Regions from separate parts of the Homo sapiens genome. Here all the other regions are linked to region 2. Evidence: read pairs that join two places in POLR2A ChIA-PET (ENCODE). Cell type or tissue: OCI-LY7. All regions are shown on one strand. Links, peaks and the distances in the headings refer to the core of each region. The heading gives the core; the rest is flanking DNA.

Region 1 (3,046 bases), core at 225-2,724, 65 kb after region 2:
CTTAAATAAATAGGAAAGAAATAAATTTGTTTTCATTTGGGTTATAAAGATGAAATATGTTATTTTAAAAGCACCAAGATTTACCTTTGCTTTGTTGGTGAAAAAAAAGAAAAAGCACCAAGACAAAAAGCACTGAAGTAGTGAAGATAAAAACTGTGACTAATACAAAACAGGCCTTCACTCTCCTTTAACTATAAAATTCATTTACCGATGCTGCTGCTGGAACTTCCAGAGTTTGGTGTAAACATCAAAAGTTCTTCCAAAATAGGACTGCCACTGCTTCTGTCCATATTGTGGCAAATCTCTGTAATAGTAAATGAGTATGTATTAATATTAAACTTCTTATTCTATTTGGAAATTATGTCTTGTGATGGTACAAACCAGACAGATGAAAAATGCTTGCATTCAGGCTTTCTTTTTTAAAAAAGTTACACTTTTTGGAGCAGAAATAATTCTATAACTAGGGTCCAGGACATGCTCTTTTCCTATTCTCCTCCCTACTTCTCTGACAGGTCGTTCTTAGTGTTCTTTGCAGATGCTTCTCCCATGAGGTTTCTGGTCCTCTCTTCCCTCTCCCTCGGTGATCTTATTCACACTCACTTATATACTGACAACTTCCAAATGTTTATCTTCAGCTAAGAACTCAGCTGAATGTTTGAAAAACACTGCTTTAGAAAATATACCTAGAAATCGATATGTAGATGGTATTACTGTTCTGCACTATTCTATCCTCTCCCTATAAGATAAATATACATCCCTGTCCTTGAACCTGGTGACTTATAGTACAGTCTTTGAGAGGCAAATACTCCCTACCATACAAACATTGGGCCTGGCCGTATTAACTTCCTTTGGCCAATGAAATATAATTGTAAGTTATTTATATCATATCTTAGGAGAAAATTAAGAGCACTGAGTGTTTCAGCATTTTCAATTTTCCCTCTGACCTAAGACAAAGATAGGGCTGTTCTTCAGCCTGGAACACTGAGTAAGACACATTTAACAGTGCCCCAAAACCACAGACAACTTGTAGCTAACATGGGAGCTAGAAACACATCTTTACTGTAGGAAGGCACTACAATTTGAGGGTTGTTACAGCAGCCTTACTTCGGAAAAGCTAGTCCAGAAACTGGTAATAGGAGTACGTTATTGCCATAACAAACATGTAACATATGTGACACCTGCAATTGCGACTGAGTAGCAAGTAACTGTTACTGAAGGCTGGAAACAATGATGACCTATATAATGCAATGGTAACACTGCATTTGCCTGAGAAAACTGAGAAAGCAGATAATACGATTAATGAACTTGTTGATTTATACAAAGAGGTTGGGAAACAGTATGTTGCTAGCCCTGGATGCTATTAGCTACACTTAAAATACAATGAGAAAAAGATGAACTCAGAAAAGAATTAGCTGCAAGCGGAGTTGAAAAGAAAAAGAGAAAATCCACAAATTCAAGAACTTACAAGATTGAAAGATACAACAATTACTAATGCATAACTGTAAAATATATAATTGAGAAATGCTATCCATAAATGCCAATTAAAATTCAGCCTCATCTTCGAGGGCAAAACTTCTTCATTAAAGTCTGTGAATAGATGGAGATGGCCCCAAGTACCTTTTTTCAGTGGGACAAAACAGATTTGGGAAAGGAATTTAAGAATTTGGCTGTCTTGTAGAAACCTTATAAACTCAAGGTATCTCTAACAAAGTCTAGAAGACAGTCGTGTCTCAAAGAATTTAGGGTATGGCTACAGGTACATGGAGCTAACTTGAATCAAATTATAAAGAGTCAACTACATTTCACAAGATTTGTACTATTGAGGTCACTTTTTTTTTTTTTTGAGATGGAGTCGCGCTCTTGCCGCCCAGGCTGGAGTGCAGTGGCGTGATCTTGGCTCACTGCAAGCTCCTCCTCCCAGGTTCATGCCATTCTCCTGCCTCAGCCTCCCAAGTAACTGGGGCTACAGGTGCCTGCCACCACGCCCGGCTAATTTTTTGTATTTTTAGTAGAGACAGGGTTTCACTGTGGTCTCGATCTCCTGATCTCCTGATCCACCTGCCTCAGCCTACCAAAGTGCTGGGATTACAGGCATAAGCCACCACGCCCGGCCACTTTTTTAAAAAAATAAAGGAGCAATAAATTCATTGAATTTAGTGGTAAATGAATAAATCTAGAGATCAATTTGGGGAATTCGTATTTTTTCTAATTTTGTCAATAGCATTTCTTTCCATTTATGGTACAAACATTGTCATTAAATACATTTATAACTCTTTCCATAAAGGTCCTATATTTCCTGGTTCACATTACTGTAAGGTCTCATATTTTCATTGTTTTTGTGAAAGGTATCTCTATTTTTTAAGTTGTATCTTTTAATTTTTTTATGATGGAAAATTTCAAACATACACAAAAGTAGAGAGAACAGTACAATGACCCCTAGGTACCATCAGCAGATTCACAGCTTATCAATTTAGAGCCAGTCTCTTCTATTTAGGGTTGCCAGATAAAATACATGTTCTTGTTTCTGGGCCCCCTACTCCTTTCTCTAAGTTTATCTGTCTACCTTTGTTGTGCTAGTTCAACTCTGTCTCAATCAGTACCCCTATGACCACCATTAGCACTATTTTCAATTAAGAAAAGAAGTACAGGCTATATTTATATTGATCCCTATAACTAAAATGCCTATAGAAATATTTAGAACAGAGAAAACACTCAAATGTTTAATAGTAAAATGAATATATATATATATATATATATATATTTTTTTTTTTTTTTGAGATGGAGTCTCTATCTGTCACCAGGCTGGAGTGCAGTGGCGCGATCTCGGCTCACTGCAACCTCCACCTCCCGGGTTCAAGTGATTCTCCTGCCTCAGCCTTCTGAGTAGCTGGGACTGCAAGCACACGATACCACGCCTGGCTAATTTTTGTATTTTTAGTACAGACGGGGTTTCGCCATGTTGGTCAGGGTGGTCTCGAACTCCTGACCTCAGGTGATCCACTCGCCTCGGCCTCCTAAAGTGCTGGGATTACAGGTGTGAGCCACC
Region 2 (3,046 bases), core at 323-2,822:
GGTTCTCTTCCATAGTTTTGATAATACATACTCTGTGTAATGAACCTTAAAGGTCCTTAGGACCCCCCATCTAGAGGCTGACATTGTGTTCTGGGGCAAGTAGGCCACTTTGATACCTTCAGTATAGAATTAATGGGGTTCTGGACAGCCACGGCATTGCCAAATATCAAAAAAACTTTAAAAGGTAGTCCCTTACTGGCAAGGTACTTCCTGATTTCAAGGACACAGCATCAACGAAACTAATCTGGAAGAAAGTTCCTGTTGTCCAGACCTTCTTGTTGTACTGGCAGCTGGTGTTTATCTTTTCTGTCAAGGTGCATTAGCAGCTTTATAGATAAAGACTCTCCTGATCATAAACCCAAGTGCATTTGCACAAAATAACAGAGTTGTCTATCCCTTCCTGTTTAAATCCTGGTGTTCACTTCTCTTCCTTACTAATAAATGTCTTTTGTGGCAGGTTTTTTTTTTTTTTCCAGAAAAGGTACTTTCTGGGAACTTGTCTGCTGCCTCTTGGTTGGCAGAAGCTGCTTCTCGTGTTATCTTAACATTTTTAAAGCCAAAGCTCTTTCGAAAATTATCAAACCCTTTCTTGCCAGAATTTAATTCTCTAGCTGTAGATCCTTCACTTTCCTTTTGCTTTGTTATATAATGAGTTTGCTTTTTCTCAAATCATAATATATGTCTTTTTTTTGTGTGTATGTCGGGGGGGAATGGAGTCTTGCTCTGTCGCCCAGGCTGGAGTCCAGTGGTGTGATCTCAGCTCACTGCAACCTCCGCCTTCTGGTTTCAAGCAGTTCTCCTGTCTCAGCCTCCCGAGTAGCTGAGACTACAGGCTCACGCCACGACGCCCAGCTAATTTTTATATTTTTAGTAGAGACGAGGGTTTCACCATATTGGTCAGGCTGGTCTTGAAATCTTGACCTAAGGTGATCCACCCTCTGTGGCCTCCCAAAGTGCTGGGATTACAGGCGTGAGCTACTGTGCCCGGCCTGTAAGTATGTCTTATAGCAACCTTGCACCTACATAAACGCTACATTTTCATTATGAGATAAAAAGGTATTTCACAAAAAGTGTAAGGTTTTCATGCCTGCTAACGTAGCTACAGTGATGGCTTCACAAATTTTCTTTTCTTTTTTTACAACACTCCTTACTGGATTAATTTATCTTGAAATGGCAGGCAACCACAATGGCAAACCTTGATCTATGGTACATATCAAGCAATTCAACTTTTTCTTGTAATGTCATGACTTTTCATTGCTTCTTGGGAGCACTTGAAGCATCACTTCATATGGATCCCATGGTGTTATGCAAGGTTTACTACAGTACTGCACTAAACACAATAAAAAATATGTGAGAACCACTAGAGATCATTTTTTATTACAATACACAATTTACTGGAGAGACAAACTGCTCACGGAAATGACAGGCATTCTAAGCAGTACTTGCAACACTTGAGCTTACTGCCAGAGCAACAGGATGTGGCTACCAAATTATTACAGTAGTACAGTAGGCACTACAGTGATTTTATGCAGTTATGATTTTTTAAAATTATACTTTAAGTTCTAGGGTACATGTGCACACGTGCAGGTTTGTTACATATGTATACATGTGCCATGTTGGTGTGCTGCACCCATTAACTTGTCATTTACATTAGGTATATCTCCTAATGCTATCCCTCCCCCCTCCCCCGACCCCACAACAGGCCCCGGTGTGTGATGTTCCCCTTCCTGTGTCCATGTGCTCTCATTGTTCAATTCCCACCTATGAGTGAGAACATGCGGTGTTTGGTTTTTTGTCCTTCCATAAAAAATGATGAGTTCATGTCCTTTGTAGGGACATGGATGAAGCTGGAAACCATCATTCTCAGCAAACTATCACAAGGACAGTTATGATTTAATATTGCATCATTACTTTTGTTTACACTTCTCTGGACTGTGAATGGTACCATATATGGTCTGTAAGTGTGTGCATAAATTTTAATCATTCATAATAGATTTGTATATATCTTATAGTAGTAAATGATAAAATAGACTAGTGTCTACATATATTTTATGTATTCATGATATACCTTTTTCTTAATTTATTCAATATTTCTTTTTTTGTATGATTTTATTTTTTTTCTCACTGGCACTGACCTACTGCACTTAAACACTTCCATCAGACTCAAAAAATAATTTTATTTCAGGAGAAAGAAAATATTTTACTTAGCTTCTGTTTATACTGTTTCATTATTAAGAGTTTTTTTTTTCTAAGAGATAGGATCTTCCTATGTTGCCCAGGCTGATCTCCAATTCCTGGCTTCAAGCAGTCCTCCTGCCTCAGCCTCCTGAGTAGCTGGGACTATAGGTATATGCCACTTCTCCCAGCTTGACTTTTTTTTTTTTTTTTTACTATAATGGAATGTGTTTTTATTCACCCATTGGAAAAGCCTTTGCTACATATTAATACAAACTTGTCACTAATAAATCCTTCTTTAAGTAAGAAAATAATATAACATGAGCATAACTTTGTGTGAGTTTTAATGTCCTGGAGCCTTGTTGCTTCATGTATAAAGTGCAGGTCAGTAAAAATTAAAATGAGGTAATATGGTATAATAGGCTTAACCCAATAAGTGTACAATAAAGGACGGCTGTAATTTTAACATGAATTCAACTGAAATCCTGATAGGGCAACACCAATAACAATGTTTCCTATATAGCTCACAAATTGTTCTTTGTCATCCCCTCATCTACCCAATGGGAATTAGAGCTAGCCTGTTAGGCTGCTTGACAGGACCACTGAATGCTGGAAATCAACCATATTCTATCCCCTCATTTAACAGATGGGAAAGCAGAGGCTCAGGGAGTTTGGGAAACTTGTCCACAAAGGCACAACTACTTTGTGGCTGAACTACGTCTAGGACCAGGCTCTCTTTATTGACACAAGTATCTCTTTCCTTTTTATGCCCCTTCACGTTTACAAAGCACCTCCTCAGCTCCATGATTTTGTTTATTATGCTACATCACTCAGCTCATGAAAATGGCTTTTTTTTCCTCCTTTCTTGTCA
Region 3 (3,046 bases), core at 225-2,724, 150 kb after region 2:
ACCCTTGATACAATGTGATGAGAAATGCATTTTACCTGTGATTTTCCTCCCTAAAAATCCAATCTAATCATGAGAAAAACATCACACAAATCCCAGTTGAGACATTCTACAAAATATTTGACCAATGCCCCTCAAAATTTTCAAAGTCATCAAATATAAGAGAGGTCTGAGAAACTGTAACTGGCAAGAGGACCCTGAGGAAATGCGATGACTAACTGTAATGTGGTATCCTGGGTGCAACAGAAAAAGGATATTAGGTAAAGACTAAAGAAAGTAGAAAAAATTATGAATTTCAGTTAAAAATTTTAAAAAGTAAATGCAATATATATAATCATAATGCATAAAATATATAATCATAACACCTCTTGTGTTATATGATCATTATAAAAGTGGAAAATCCAGAAAGTATAAAGATTTTTTTTTTTTTTTTTGGCTGGGCACAGTGGCTCACACCTGTAATCCCAGCACTTTGGGAGGCCAAGGCGGGCTGATCACCTGAGGTCGGGAATTCGAGACCAGCCTGACCAACATGGAGAAACCCCGTCTCTACTAAAAATACAAAATTAGCCGGGCGTGGTGGTGCATGCCTGTAATCCCAGCTACTTGGGAGGATGAGGCGGGAGAATAGCTTGAAAGCGGGAGGCGGAGTCTGCGGTGAGCCGAGATCACGCCATTGCACTCTAGCCTGGGCAACAAGACCAAAACTCCATCTCAAGAAAAAAGAAATTTTTTTAATTATCCAAAATTTCACTCTCTGGAGGTAACTATGATTAATATTCCAAGGCAATGGTTCCCAAACTGTGTGCTCAGGTGCCTTGGGGTATCACATCAAATTCACAAGGATGCTGCAAAATATTTTAAATTTTCAAGGTAAATACGGTGACATCTGTCGGATACTATGCAAACTACAAGTTCTAGCTAATTCAACTTTAACATAAGGTCACTCAACATTCCTTTCAATAATGTCACATCTTGGTGAAGCTGGTTGTTAGTAGTCGCTGGCATAAAAAATAAATGCTATGTGAAAATTGTATGGTACAGGAAAAGAGCTGATGGTGTATAATGATTCTAAGGTTTGAGAAGTTGTACAATACCCAACATACACTCCACTAGTAATTACAGTTATTGAAGAATGAAATAAAGTTTTTTCCTTAAAAAAAAATTATACATCTAGTATAATGGCTAAATTTTTAAAATACCAAGTGCTGGCAAGGAAAGAAACTGGAATTCTCACTGAAGTACCTGATGGGAGCATAAACTGGTACAACCATTTCAGAAAACAACTGTCCATATTTAGTTGACAAATGCCCATTTTATATGACCTAGAATTTCTTTAGCTATATAACCTGAAGGACCTTTTTTTTTATTCCCCCAGAGATAGGGTCTTGCTCTGTTGCCCAGGCTGTAGCACAGTGGCATGATCACAGCTCACACCAGCCTTGAACTCCTTGGCTCAAACGATCCTCTCACCTTGGCCTCTAAGTAGCTGGCGCTACAGGTGCGTGTCACCACACCCGGCTTTTTTTTTTTTTTTTTTTTTTTGAGAGGGAGTCTTGCTCTGTTGCCCAGGCTGGAGCACAGTGGCATGATCTCAGCTCACTGCAACCTCCATCTCCCAGGTTCAAGCAATTCTCCTTCCTCAGCCTCCCAAGTAGCTGGGATTACAGGCATGCACACCATGCCCAGCTAATTTTTATATGTTTAGTAGAGACCGGGTTTTGCCATGATGGCCAGGCTGGTCTCGAACTCCTGACCTCAGGTGATCTGTCCACCTCAGCTTCCCAAAGAGCTGGGATTACAGGCCTGAGCTTCTGCACCTGGCCTAAAGAAACTCTTGAAGCAGCCGGGCGCGGTGGTTCATGCCTGTAATCCCAGCACTTCAGGAGGCCGAGGTGGGCGGATCACGAGGTCAGGAGATTGAGACCATCCTGGCTAACACGATGAAACCCCGTCTCTACTAAAAATACAAAAAATTAGCCGGGCGTGGTGGTGGGCACCTGTAGTCCCAGCTACTCGGGAGGCTGAGGCAGGAGAATGACATGAACTCGGGAGGCGGAGCTTGCAGTGAGCCCAGATCGCGCCATTGCACTCCAGCCTGGGTGACAGAGCGAGACTCTCCTCAAAAAAAAAAAAAAAAAAAAAAAACTCTTGAAGCACATGTACACCAGAGTACACTTTCTAAATGTTTGTAGTTGCACTGCTTGTTATTTAGACACAAACCAACTGCCCACAGATAGAATAAACAGTGACATAGTCATGTAACTGAATACCATGTAACAGTTTAAATGGAGTATATCAATATGCATCAACACAAATGAATCTCAAACTCCTAATGTTGAATGAATAAAGCAAACTAAAGAATACATACAGTATCATTTCATGAATATAAAATTTAACAAATCTGAAACTAAAAAATCAATTTACAGTTATAGTCATATCCAGTCACTTAAATAATATAGTTATATTCATGTTGTAAAATTATGAAAAAAATGCAAATGAATAAAAATAATTTATTCTTCCAATAGGAGAGGGAAGGAGGCAAATGCCATAGAAAAGAGGAATATGAGGGAATTTCAAGGTATTGACAGTACACTATTTTTTAAGTTGACCAGTGAGAACAAAGACATTTATTTGTAATTCTTCTTTAAAGTACACATATGTTGGGCCAGGCACAGTGCCTCACGCCTGTAATCCCAGCATTTTGGGAGACCAAGGTGGGCGGATAACCTGAGGTCAGGAGTTCGAGACCAGCCTGGCCAACATCGTGAAATCCCATCTCTATCAGAAAAAACAATTAGCCGAGCATGGTGGCACATGCCTGTCTACTCAGGAGGCTGAGGCAGGAGAATCGCTTGAACCTGGGAGGCGGAGGTTGCAGTGAGCCGAGATTGCACCATTGCACTCCAGCTTGGGTGACAGAGAGAGACTCCATCTCAAAAAAAATTAATTTAAAAAAAAAGTATACATGTTATATATGCTTTTGTGTATATATTAGAATTAACTTTAAAATATTAAAAGTATTATTTATTCAACAAAGAATTTGTTG

Evidence for each region. ChIA-PET counts read pairs that join two places held together with the same protein. Peaks named below come from ENCODE experiments on the same cell type or tissue, not always from the same donor. Only the 100,000 strongest peaks of a DNase experiment are listed, where the experiment ranks them.
Region 1: POLR2A ChIA-PET joins it to region 2 with 6 read pairs; 4 of 35 experiments call an interaction of 5 or more read pairs at or near these places.
Region 3: POLR2A ChIA-PET joins it to region 2 with 5 read pairs; 6 of 35 experiments call an interaction of 5 or more read pairs at or near these places.

The regions. Positions count from the first base shown.
Region 1 is chr9:125,029,436-125,032,481 of GRCh38, forward strand. SCAI (suppressor of cancer cell invasion) reads right to left here. Exons shown (of 18, transcript NM_001144877.3): 4 at 209-304. Among named protein-coding and RNA genes, the nearest start is that of GOLGA1, 90 kb to the left of the region's middle. In OCI-LY7, for the core only: no CTCF peak of the experiment used is centred there; no DNase peak of the experiment used is centred there.
Region 2 is chr9:124,964,545-124,967,590 of GRCh38, forward strand. All of the region lies in intron 17 of SCAI (suppressor of cancer cell invasion), which reads right to left. Among named protein-coding and RNA genes, the nearest start is that of GOLGA1, 25 kb to the left of the region's middle. In OCI-LY7, for the core only: no CTCF peak of the experiment used is centred there; a DNase peak (open chromatin) is centred at 1,457; H3K27ac peaks cover 1,680 bases.
Region 3 is chr9:125,113,250-125,116,295 of GRCh38, forward strand. All of the region lies in intron 2 of SCAI (suppressor of cancer cell invasion), which reads right to left. Among named protein-coding and RNA genes, the nearest start is that of SCAI, 29 kb to the right of the region's middle. In OCI-LY7, for the core only: no CTCF peak of the experiment used is centred there; no DNase peak of the experiment used is centred there.